Regions from separate parts of the Homo sapiens genome. Here region 1 is linked to region 2. Evidence: read pairs that join two places in POLR2A ChIA-PET (ENCODE). Cell type or tissue: PC-9. All regions are shown on one strand. Links, peaks and the distances in the headings refer to the core of each region. The heading gives the core; the rest is flanking DNA. Region 1 has its middle 10 kb from the start of GGA1. Region 2 overlaps ELFN2 (extracellular leucine rich repeat and fibronectin type III domain containing 2).

Region 1 (6,117 bases), core at 878-4,877, 190 kb before region 2:
TTCTTGTGCTCTAGCACTTGGAGTTTACAGCATGACTCTGAGGTCGAGGTTACACAAGAAAGCAATTAATGATTCAGCGCCCACCTTGTGCCAAGTCCTGTGGCAGGACAGGGGAGGAAGTTGGGGGGAATAAGAGAGGCAAGCCCCTGCCCTGGTAGAATTTACATTCAAGTAAATTACTCAGCCCGTAAATGAACAATATACTTTCAGATTGGATGGTGCCACAAAGACAATCAGCCAAGAAGCTGTAGGCTGGTGGGGCTGTCCGAAGTCCTGTGTGGGTTTATTCAAAGTGCTGCAGAGGAGGGCGAGGGACCAATTACCCGACAGGTGGCTGAATGAGTGTGAGACAGAAGGGGCAGTGAATGGAGAATGAGGAGGAATTTCCTCCCCAAAGGTGGGTTGGGGGAGATGGTGTTTGCTAAATAAAATCTTTTTTTTTTTTTTGAGATGGAGTTTCACTCTGTGGCTCAGGCTGGAGTGCAGTGGCTAGATCTCGGCTCACTGCAACCTGCGTCTCCCACATTCAAGCAATTCTCCTGCCTCAGCCTCCCGAGTAGCTGGGATTACAGGCACGAGCCACCGCGCCCGGCTAATTTTTTTGTATTTTTAAAAATTATTTATTTATTTTTGAGATGGAGTCTTGCTCTGTCACCCAGGCTGGAGTGCGGTGGCACAGTCTCGGCTCACTGCAACCTCTGCCTCCCGGGATTAAGTGATTCTTCTGCCTCAGCCTCCCGAGTAGCTGGGAGTACAGGCATGCGCCACCACGCCAGCTAATTTTTGTACTTTTAGTAGAGAAAGGGTTTCTCCATGTTGGTCAGACTGGTCTCAAACTCCCAACCTCAGGTGATCCACCTACCTCGGCCTCCGAAAGTGCTGGGATTACAGGCATGGGCCACCAGGCCCAGCCCTGTTTTTTGTATTTTTCATTGAGACGGGGCTTCACCATGTTGGCCAGGCTGGTCTCAAACTCCTGACCTCGAGTGAGCCGCCCGCCTTGGCCTCCCAAAGTGATGGGATTACAGGCTTGAGCCACCTCGCCCAGCCTGCTAAATAAAATCTTTAGAACTGGGGAGCATGGCAATGCTGGAGGGAAAGAAGTGCAGGACAGGAGAGTGCAGAGCTGTGTGACTTCGGGTAAGTCACTTCACCTCTCCAACCTCGGTTGCTGGGAGGTTAGAAATAACATGTACATGGCCGGGCACGGTGGCTCATGCCTGAAATCTCAGCACTTTGGGAGGCTGAGGCGGGCAGATCACCTGAGGTCAGGAGTTCAAGACCAGCCTGGCCAACATGGTGAAACCCTGTCTCTACAAAAATACAAAAATTAGCCGGGCATGATGGCACGTGCCTGTAATCCCAGCTACTCGGCAGGCTGAGGCAGGAGAATCGCTTGAACCCGGGAGGCGGAGGTTGCAGTGAGCTGAGATTGAGCCACTGCACCCCAGGCTGGGAGACAGAGGAGGCTCTGTCTCAAAACAAAAACAAACAAAAAAAGGAAGTTACACGTACATTACCTAGCACGCGGTAGGCATTCTATAAATTCTTTTTTTTTTTTTTTCTGAGATGGAGTCTCACTCTGTCGCCCAGGCTGGAGTGCAGTGGCGTGATCTTGGCTCACTGCAAGCTCCACCTCCCGGGTTCATGCCATTCTCCTGCCTCAGCCTCCCGAGTAGCTGGGACTACAGGCGCCCGCCACCACGCCCGGCTAATTTTTTGTATTTTTAGTAGAGACAGGGTTTCACCGTGTTAGCTAGGATGGTCTCGATCTCCTGACCTAGTGATCCACCCACCTGGGCCTCCCAAAGTGCTGGGATTACAGGCGTGAGCCACCGCGCCTGGCTGGCACTCTATAAGTTCTAAATAAAGAAGCCTCCACCAGCCTGGGCAACATGGCAAGACCCTGTCTCCATAAAAAAATTTTAAAAATTAGCCCGTCATGGTGGTGCATGCCTGTGGTCCCAGCTATTTGAGAGGCTGAGGTAGGAGGATGGCTGGACCCAGGAGGTTGAGGCTACAGTGAGCTGTGATCGTGCCACTGCACTCCAGCCTGGGCAACAGAGCTAGGTACTGTGTCAAAAAAAAAAAAAAAAAAAAGGCTCCAAATGGTGGCTGCTATTGGTATACTGGGAGAGGCCGTCAGTTCCATTCTCTAGGTTTAGGGCTTTGGTCCTACCCTTTTCCTTCTCTTCTCCTAGAGCATATAGCTTCAAAGCACCTGTCTTCACTTCTCCCTGCCTTGGCTTGCCTACAGCCCTGCACACTGGCACTTTGTCTCCCTGCCTCCCTGCAGGACAAGGACTTCAAGGACAGCAGGAAAGACTTGGATCAGCTCCAAGGAAGAACTTCCTTGTCTTTCTGTTAGAGTTGCAGCTGCTGGGGGGAGGGGATCAGAATGCAGTTCTCACAGAGTTAGAGAATTCTAGAGCGGGAAGAAATCTTTGAGATTGGGCCAGGCGCAGTGGCTCACACCTGTCATCTCAGCACTTTGGGAGGACCAGGCAGGCGGATCACTTAAGGCCAGGAATCTGAGACCAGCCTGGCCAACATGGTGAAACCCCGTCTGTACTAAAAATACAAAAAAAGAAAAAAAAATTAGCCAGGCGTGTTGGTTGCGTGCCTGTAATCCTAGCTACTAGGGAGGCAAAGGTGGGAGAATCGCTTGAACCCAGGAGATGGAGGTTGCAGTGAGCCGAGATCGCGCCACTTCACTCCAGCATGAGTGGCAGAGTGAAACTTCATCTCAAAAAAAAAAAAAAAAGAAAAAAGAAAAAGAAATCTTTGAGATCATCTATCTAGTCCAGAGCTTTTTGATATTTTGTGGCAGATTTCCAATTTAAGAAATATGTTTTACATCAGGATGGGATGAATTCAGATTTCGTGGAGCCTGAAATTTGTAAAAAATTGGGGAAACTCTAAGAAAAAAGGATATAAAATGACTGATGCAAAATTATGTATTTATTTATTTATTTTTTTGAGACAGAGTTTCGCTCTTGTTGCCCAGGCTGGAGTGCAATGGCATGATCTCGGCTCACCAAAACCTCCGCCTCCCAGGTTCAAGCGATTCTCCTGCCTCAGCCTCCTGAGTAGGTGGGATGACAGGCATGCGCCACCAGGCCCGGCTAATTTTGTATTTTTAGTAGAGACGGGGTTTCTCCATATTGGTCAGGCTGGTCTCGAATTCCTGATCTCAGGTGATTCACCTACCTCGGCCTCCCAAAGTGCTGGGATTACAGGCGTGAGCCACCACGCCCTGCTTATGTATTTATTTAGAGTGAGAAATAGATAAAAAACTTTAAAATGTTGGCAAATACCATAATTATTAAATCAGAACAATAAGATATTTTTACTTAAGCACCTGACATGCCACTGTAATACATTTTTTTCCTACAATTTTGGGCCACGTGCTTGTTATGTAGCAATGATTTTATTTTATTTTATTTTCTATTTTAATTTTTATTTATTTATTTATTTTTTGAGATGGAGGCTTGCTCTGTCCCCCAGGCTGGAGTGCAGTGGCGCAATCTCAGCTCAGTGCAACCTCTGCCTCCTAGGTTCAAGCGATTCTCCTGCTTCAGCCTCCTGAGTAGCTGGGACTATAGGCACGTGCCACCACTCCTGGCTAATATTTTGTATTTTTAGTAGAGACAGGGTTTCATTGTGTTAGCCAGGATGGTCTCGATCTCCTGACCTCATGATCCACCCGCCTCGGCCTTCCAAAGTGCTGGGATTACAGGCGTGAGCCACTGCGCCCGGCCTTATTTTTATTTTTTTTGAGATGGAGTCTCACTCTGTCACCCAGGCTGGAGTGCAGTGGCGCGACCTTGGCTCACTACAACCTCCAGTTTCTGGGCTCAAGCGATTCTCCTGCCTCAGCTTCCCGAGTAGCTGGAACTGCAGGCATGCACCACCACGCCTGGATAATTTTTGTATTTTTAGTAGAGGCGGGGTTTCACCATGTTGGCTGGGTTGGTCTCAGACTCCTGGCCTCAAGTTACCGCCCACCTTGGCCTCCCAAAGTGCTGGGATTACAGGGGTGAGCCACCACGCCTGGCCTCTATTTTTATTTTTTTAGAGATGAGGTCTTACTCTGTCATCCAGGCTGGAGTGCAGCGGCATGATCATGAAGTTCACTGCAGCCTCGAACTTCTGGGAACAAGGGATCCTCCTGCCTCAGCCTCCCCACTAGCTGGGACTATAGGCATGCACCACCATGGCCAGCTTATATTTTCTTTTTTTTGAGATAGAGTCTCACTCTGTCGCCCAGGCTGGAGTGCAGTGGCATGACCTTGGCTCACTACAACCTCTGTCTCCTGGGTTCAAGCGATTCTGCCTCAGCCTCCCGAGTAGCTGGGATTACAGGTGCCTGCCACTACGCCTGGATAATTTTTGTATTTTTAGTAGAGACGGGATTTCACCACGTTGGCTGGTCTCAAACCCCCGACCTCAGGTGATCCGCCTGCCTCAGCCTCCCAAATTGCTAGGATTACAGGCGTGAACCACCGCGCCCAGCCTCCAGATTATATTTTCTATAAAGGGAAAGACAAGTCAGCTTTCTGGCATGGTTGATCAAAAAATGTTTTTTACTTTTTTATTTTAGGAAAGTTTTTCTCAGTGTCATATTGTGTTGTTGGTAATGTGTTACATGCTGAGACACAGCTCGTGTGTCATGCCGTGTAAATCACGAGGTGTAGAAACATTTGCTGTTTGCAGTACTGCTTCAGGTTTGTGCTCTGCAAAAGCATTCTGATCAATTCGACTGCATATGCTTTCTAACAAAAAACCAAATCTTGCGTGGTACACTTGTAATTACATATGCAACGTTATTAACTATGTTCGCAATAGGCAGGAGTTCTATTCTAACCAAGTATCAATGGGAACTGAATCATCCATTTATAATTTAATGCATCTGATAATTGGAAGAATTTTCTACAGACTAGCTTCTGCTTCCCTACAATGCAGACCTTGTTTCTCCTCCCAGGACCACATTCTTCCCATGTCGGGCATCTAGGATGTATACCGTGGTCATAGAGTGACCCCTGTCCCTGCACCTTTAGGTCAGGATGCCAGATGTGTCAGGGGGGTTCCAGGAGTATTTCTGGAAGCCATTCCTACACTAGGGCCACTGGCAATCACGTAACTAGTCACAGAAGTGACTGTGAACCTTATAACTATAACCCACTGATTTCAATTTTTTTTTTTTTGAGGCGGAGTCTCATTCTGTTGCCCAGGCTGGAGTGCAGTGGCGTGATCTCGGCTCACTGCAACCTCTACCTCCTGGGTTCCAGTGATTCTCCTGCCTCAGCCTCTTGAGTAGCTGGGATTACAGGTGCCCATCATCATGCCCGGCTAATTTTTACTTATTTATTTATTTATTTATTTTTAGACGGACTCTCGCTCTGTCGCCTAGGCTGGAGTGCAGTGGCACGATCTCGGCTCACTGCAAGCTCCGCCTCTCGGGTTCAAGTGAGTCCCCTGCCTCAGGCTCCCAGGTAGCTGGGACTACAGGCGTGCGCCACCACGCCCAGCTAATTTTTTGTATTTTAGTAGAGATGGGGTTTCATCATGTTGGCCAGGATGGTCTCGATATGACCGCGTGATCTGCCCACCTCGGTCTCCCAAAGTGCCGGGATTACAGGTGTGAGCCACCGCGCCTGGCCTGTTTTTTGTGTTTTTTTTTTTGGTATTTTTAGTAGAGACAGGGTTTTACTATATGTTAGGCAGGCTGGTCTCGAAATCCTGATCTCAAGTGATCCACCCACCTCAGCCTCCCAAAGTGCTGAGATTACAGGTGTGAGCCACCATGCCTGGCAAACTTTAAATTAAGTGTATGTCCAACTTACCCATTAGTGGGGTCTCAAAAACGCTTATGGCCACCTCAGTATCCCCTTCCCCAGGGGAAGTGTGACAGAGAGCAAGTCAGTGGAAAGAGATAGCAGCAGCCCTGATTGTGACTTAAAACTCTTACTTTTGGGCCAGTCATGGTGGCTCACGCCTGTAATCCCAGCACTTTGGGAGGCCGAGGTGAGCGGATCACTGAGGTCACGACTTCGAGACCAGCCTGACCAACATGGAGAAACCCCATCTCTACTAAAAATGCAAAAAATTAGCCAG
Region 2 (6,117 bases), core at 1,077-5,076:
CGTGAGCCACCGCGCCTGGCCCACCATCATTACTTTTAAAAATCGTTTTAAAATGATTTCCTGACACGCGTAGGGAAGCCAGATCTCACTAGAGTTCTGTGGCATCGTACCTTTCCCCATGACCCTTAGTGGTGGGAGTACGGTCCTGAGTTGGTGGTAACAGGAACGGGGCCGGAGAGGCAGAGAGCCTTCTGACAGGCACATAGTACCCTGGTGGCTGAGCCAGGATGGAGCAGGTGTGGCAGGCTCCCTCTCTGGTGCTCCTCTCCTGCCTGCCCCAGGGCCTGTGTGTGCACTTTCATCAGGCGAGCCCTGTCCCCACAGCCGTTGCCTGAGCCCCTGGCCACTGGTCTCCTTCATGGGACTTGGGTGCTCTGAGCTGCTCAGCCAGCCCTGGCCTAGGGCACCGCATGCCAGGCATGTGGCTGGTGGTGCCCTGAGAATAACCGAGTCAGGGGAAGACTGTCCTGTCTACCATTTTGGCATCACCAGGGGGACAGGACAGGCAAGGGAGGACTGAGAGTGATGGCCAAAGAGGGCCATTTGAGAGGCCTGGGAAGTGACGGGTAACTGTCTTTCAGGTGATGAGGGCCTGAGCTGAGATCCCAACACTGCCACTTTCCTGGAAGCTGCCGTTGGGCATGTTTCTCCACCTTTCTGGGCCTCAGTTTCTTCACCTGTACAATGGGGATGATAAGAATCCCTACTTCACCTTGCCAGAGCAAGGCCAAGGGACAAAGTAAGGCACAGGGCTTGGCACTGGGAGGTGCTCCAGGTGGCAGCTGCTAACATTTCAGGGTGACCTGGGAAGGAAGAGAGAGGGCTGTCCTGGGTGGCCTCAAAGGGCAGGCTCAGACCTTGGTTCATCCTAGAGACGTTCTGACAGGCTGAGCTGTCTTGGGATGGGAAGGGGGAATGTAGTGAGTGCCCTTTGTAAGTGAGACCGCCCAAGGCTGCCAGGAGTGTGGGGTTTGAGACCACTAGACTTAGGTTCATGTCCCGATGCTGTCATTTATGGGCTATGGGATCTTGGGAACCTCAGTTTTCTCACCTGCAAAATGGGAGGACTATTAATGGAAGCAGGGTTACTTTAAATGAATGAAGGAATGTGGAAGAGACCTAGGATGCACTTCAAGCTGCATCGCAACCTGGTTTCCAGAAGAGGAAGGCAAGGAGCAAGGGGTTTGGGGGGCTTAGAGTAATAATGCTCACAGCTGCTGTTTATTGAGCATCTGCTATGTGCCAGGCATTTTCCCATAGGCTCCAGCTCTCATTTGATTCACTGGCCTTTGACCTTGCTGTTCCTTCTGTGCTCACTGCTGCTCTCCTGGCTCAGTGCATGTCTGTCTCCTGTTCTGGTTAACTGTCACCTCCTCAGGGAAGTCCTCCCGAGCACCCTATCCTTTGCCCTTGGCCTCCTCCCTCTGGTTTCTTAAAGCCCTTAACACAACTTGATGCTGTTTTATTTGCTTGCTTACTCTCTGCCCTCCCACCACTGTAGAGTATCAACTCCCTGAAGACAGCTTTTTTTTTGTCTTGTTCTCTGCTCTATCTCAAGTACCTTGAATGGGGCCTGGCACATAGTAGAGGTTCAATAAATTTGTGTGACTGCATGGATAGGTAACCCCACCAGCCACCCTGGGAGGTCAGTCTCGTTATTCCCATTTTATACAAGAGGACAGTGAGGCCAGGGAGGCCGGGTAAGGTGCCGTGGGTACACAGCAGGCTGTGAGTGGCACGCCGGGCATTTGACTCGAGGTCCAGTGCTGTCTTCTGCTGCTGTATACCACCTTGCTGGGAGGCCTTGCGTTTCAGGCTGAAGAACTTGGACCTGACTCTGGATGCCGAGTCAAAATCACAGATTCTTAGGGGGGGCTTGTGCCATAACGAACAGCTTTTGGTAGCAGCCTGAATTGTCAAAAGAAATCAATCCAGATGCTCGCTAGCTGTGTGACCTCAGGCATATTACCTAACTACTGTGTACCTCAGTTTACTTGTCTGTAAAATGGGGATAATATCTGGGCTGGCTTCTAGGAGGCAGTGGGCTTTGAGCTTAGATTTGCAGGCTTAGCTCTGAGGCCTCCTCCCCAGTGTTGCCATTAATGGGCTGTGGGATCTTTTTTTTTTTTTTTTAGACAGGCTGTTGCTCTGTCACTCAGACTGGAGTGCAGTGGTGCAGTCATGGCTCACTGCAGCCTTGCAGCCTTGACCACCTGGACTCAAGTGATCCACTCATCTCAGCCTCCTGAGTAGCTGGGACTACAGGCACATACCACCATGCCAAGCTTTTTTTTTTTTGTAGAGACGGGATCTCACCGTGTTGCCCAGGCTGGCTGTGGGGTCTTGGGAGCCTTAACCAGCCTAGTCTTAGGAGACTTCACTGCCAGCTGTAGAGGGATTTGAGACTTTGATTTTGGAATAGGCAACATTTTAAGTGCCTGGGACAGGTCATTTTCTACTCTGCCAGCCTGTGCCCTCTCACCCCCATTTCTGCCAGCCCCACCTCTTATCCCCCTAGGGCAGAAGAGGGAATGAAGGAGAGAGAAAAACCAGTTTGGACTGAGCACCTCTTCTGTGCCGGGATTTTCTTCCTGTACCTCACCCCGTCTGTGGCCACAGCAGCCCCTGCAGCATAGGGAGTGTCACACCCGGTTGCAAACGACCAAACAGAGGCCTGGAGAGATTCTCTTCCAGGGTGCAGAGCAGGGATTTGGACCTATGCTCAGAGGTCCCCGCCCACACTGTGTCAAGGGAAGGGAGAGGGGAGGAAGTGGGGAGCGTGGTTAGGGGTGCCTGGCCCAGGCCCACTCCTGGGTCACCCGGGGAGGAAGGCTGCTGGTCCCAGCCCTGCCAGGATGAGCTTAGAGTGCCGGGCTCCCAATGCCAGAGGCTGGACCTGGAGGGGCTGTGGAAGGGACAGACAGCTCCGCAAGCCTGACCACCCACCCCGCTGGCAGCCGCGCCAGTCCAGGGAATAGATCTGGCCTTGTGCGTGGTTGTCCCGGTGCCTTGCTCAAGACCCCATTTGTTTGGGGAGGAGAAAGGGGGGTCTGTGGTGCCCAACAGAGGTGGGATTCATGGACAGGGCCCGGTGGTGGGAGGGTAGCCTGCCTGGTACTGGCCAGGCCTGGAGGAGTGCCAGGAAGAAGGGAGAGGAGGGGCTGAGGCGTGGCCTGGGGTCCTGCTTGGCCCCTTGGGGCAGAGTCCTGCAATCAGGTAGGGGGCTGTGTGGATGGAGGTGCTGGAGGAGGGAGTCCTGGGACCTCTTAGTCTTTGGGAAGGGGAGTGAGTGCCCTGTCTGAGGGAGATAGAGCCTCAATTCCCAGGAGCCCCAGTCTGAGGGTGGAGGCACTGTGGGTGTGCTGGCCTCAGTTTGCTTTCTTTCTTTTTTCCTTTTCTTTCTTTCTTTTTTTTTTTTTTTTTTGAGACGGAGTTTTGCTTGTTTGCCCAGGCTGGAGAGAAAGCTGAGATTACAGGCGACTGCCACAATGCCCAGAAAATTTTTGTATTTTTATTTTTAGTAGAGACCAGGTTTCGCCATGTTGACCAGGCTGGTCTCGAACTCCTGACCTCAAGTGATACACCTGCCTCGGCCTCCCAAAATGCTGGGATTACAGGCCTGAGTGTACAGACTGAGGCGCCCAACCTCAGTCTGCTTTCTGAATGTCGGAGGAGAGATGGTCCTCTGAGCGGAGGTTCCAAGAGCTCTGGGAAGACTTTTTTTTTGGAAGAGGCAGTCCCTGAGGGCTGGGAGTGGTTGGATTGGGGCAGGGGCTGCAGGAAGGCCTGTTTGGTGGTGGGAAGTGAGACCTTGTGAGTTAGATCCCACGCCTGAGTGGTCACATGTCCTGGTCTCAGTTTTCTTATCTGTGAAATGGGGATACTGCCAGGCTCCTGGAGGGGATGGAGTGAAATAGGATTGGAGATAGGAGTATCTGCACACAGTAGGCCCACAGGGTTGCCAGGGGCTGCGTGAGAAGCTAGAAGCTACTGAGAACCCATAGCCCCATCCCTGTCTCCACACTGGGTCACAGCTCAACCCACCCAGCATAGGAGGTAGGGTGCCCTCTGTGCCAAGCTGGGAGGCAGAGATGAAGGGCTATGTTGCCCTTCCTGCCTCCGCTTGCTGTGTGAGTCTTGCTTGTCCTACACTCCCTCTGGACCTCAGGCAAAGGACAGCCCCTGTCCCAGAGGACATTGTCTGAGGTCTGTGGGGGCACACAGACCTTCTCCGCTTCCCCTCCTCACCCAGGGCTGGGACTCAAGGATGGAGGTGGGGGCTCTCCAGGGACCCCCAAGCATCATCCTGGGAAGAGACCGGCTACAGAGAGGGGTTGGCACTGAGGTGCCCCAATGGTGGTGGCTCAAGGGCCCTTGATCTAAGCAGCGCTTCTGGGGTGAGGCCTTTGCTGCCCCGCTAGACACTCCTTGGCTTGGTGGTCGCAGGTCAGAGTGGAAAAACTCCCAGGCTACAGGATGGGGCGATGCAGTGATCAGGCCCATGGGCCCAGCTGTCAGTTCCCAATTCTACCCATGACAAGTTGCCCCGCCTGTGTGTGCCTCAGTGTCCTCACCTGTCAAGTAGGAATAAAAGTAGTGCCCACCACCCAAGGGTGACACTATGAAGCACTTGGTGCTACGCCTGGCGTGCAGTCAGGAATGCTAGCACTGGGCTTCTTGCTGGCTTTCCTGGTGGTCGGAGCAGGGAGGCAGGCTTCAGGGGCCCTTCTAGAGTCACCTCTGAGGCTGCTGGAGACAGGCTGGGGCCTGTGGAGTCCCGGTTCTGGGTGCTAGGTCAGGAAATGTGGGGGTGTCTGCCCCTGTGGCCCCTCCTACTGCCTGCCGAACAGGATGTCGTGGAAGGAGCCGATGGGCTTTGGAGTAGACGCGTGGGTTCCATCCCAGCTCATTCATATTCATCCCCCGCTGGCCGTGGGGCTCCGGCCCGATCATCCTCCGCTCCTCGGTTGCTTCGTGTGGTAGAATGGGATCAGGGCTGTGATGGGGATTAGGTGAGATGAGGCAGGAAGACAGCAGTATCCACGCCTGCGGTTTCCGGTCAGTGCCCGGCTCGTCCCTCTCCAATTTGATGCTGGGGCTGATGGCAGGGGAGGGAGGGGCTTTGGGAGTGAGTTCCTGGCTGGGCTGAGATGGCAGCTGACCTGGACGCTGCCCTCAGCACCATCTGGGGAGAGGGGAAGCGGGGGCTCAACAGGGAACCAGGACCCCGGAGTGCTGGAGGGTCGGAGCCAGCAGGTCTCCCACCCACTGCCCGCACTCGTGGGCAGGCTGCAGCCCAGAGAGGTGAGGCGCTGGCTCGGGGCCACACCGCAGTGAGTGGCCAGGCTGAGGGTGGAGACTTGCCGGCTTTCCTCTTGGGCACTTTCACTTCCCGCAGCCCCTGGACCAGCCTAAAGTGGCTGCTCTGAGCAGGATCACCCTAGGGCCTGAGCTGAGCTCATTCGTTCTGTTTCTCTCTCTCTCCCTGTCTCTTTGTCTCTGTCTGCCCACCCATCTCTCTGGCCCTGCCCCGTCTGTTTGCCGCAACCGCCTGTCTCTCAGGCCGCAGGAGAGAGCTGGCTGGATGGAAGCTGGGCACACAAGGGCAGGTGTGTGTGTATGTGTGTGCCCTCGTGATCTTTGTGCATTTGCTGGGTTTTGGAGCATGTATGTGTAAAACAATGCATAAGTATACAAACCCCCTTATACCTGGGGAACTGGCACATGCTCTCGGCGTGCACAGCAGAAAGGAATGGGCCACTGCCTGTTCCCAAGGCCTCCTCCCCAGAGGCTGTCACTGACCCGTGTTTCCTGGTACCTACAAACACACGTACACCATCTGTTCTTACCCAGGAGGGATTCTCCTCGCAGCTGGCCCTGCACCCTCCTGCGGCCCCTGATTGCACCCTGAGCACCCTTCTCAGGGGTGCGGCGGGACCTGGGTCCTAATCCACTTTGGAATGGGCTTTTCTTGAAAGGACATTTCCCTGTTGTGAGTGCCTGGGCTGTTTGCACTTTTTCTACTTTCACCCACTTCAGATCTGAAGTGTCTGACTGCAGAATCAAGCTCCTCTGACCCGGCACGCTGCCCTGGGGCACGGGTGGGCTGGTTTGAGG

The links. Peaks named below come from ENCODE experiments on the same cell type or tissue, not always from the same donor. Only the 100,000 strongest peaks of a DNase experiment are listed, where the experiment ranks them.
Region 1: POLR2A ChIA-PET joins it to region 2 with 11 read pairs; 1 of 35 experiments calls an interaction of 5 or more read pairs at or near these places.

The regions. Positions count from the first base shown.
Region 1 is chr22:37,595,567-37,601,683 of GRCh38, reverse strand. No RefSeq gene overlaps it. Among named protein-coding and RNA genes, the nearest start is that of GGA1, 10 kb to the left of the region's middle. RefSeq lists a silencer at 1-122. In PC-9, for the core only: no CTCF peak of the experiment used is centred there; a DNase peak (open chromatin) is centred at 3,243.
Region 2 is chr22:37,409,585-37,415,701 of GRCh38, reverse strand. The region is part of intron 2 of ELFN2 (extracellular leucine rich repeat and fibronectin type III domain containing 2); the gene reads left to right. Among named protein-coding and RNA genes, the nearest start is that of ELFN2, 15 kb to the left of the region's middle. RefSeq lists an enhancer at 4,651-5,152. In PC-9, for the core only: no CTCF peak of the experiment used is centred there; DNase peaks (open chromatin) are centred at 2,211 and 2,581; H3K4me3 peaks cover 1,092 bases; H3K27ac peaks cover 2,494 bases.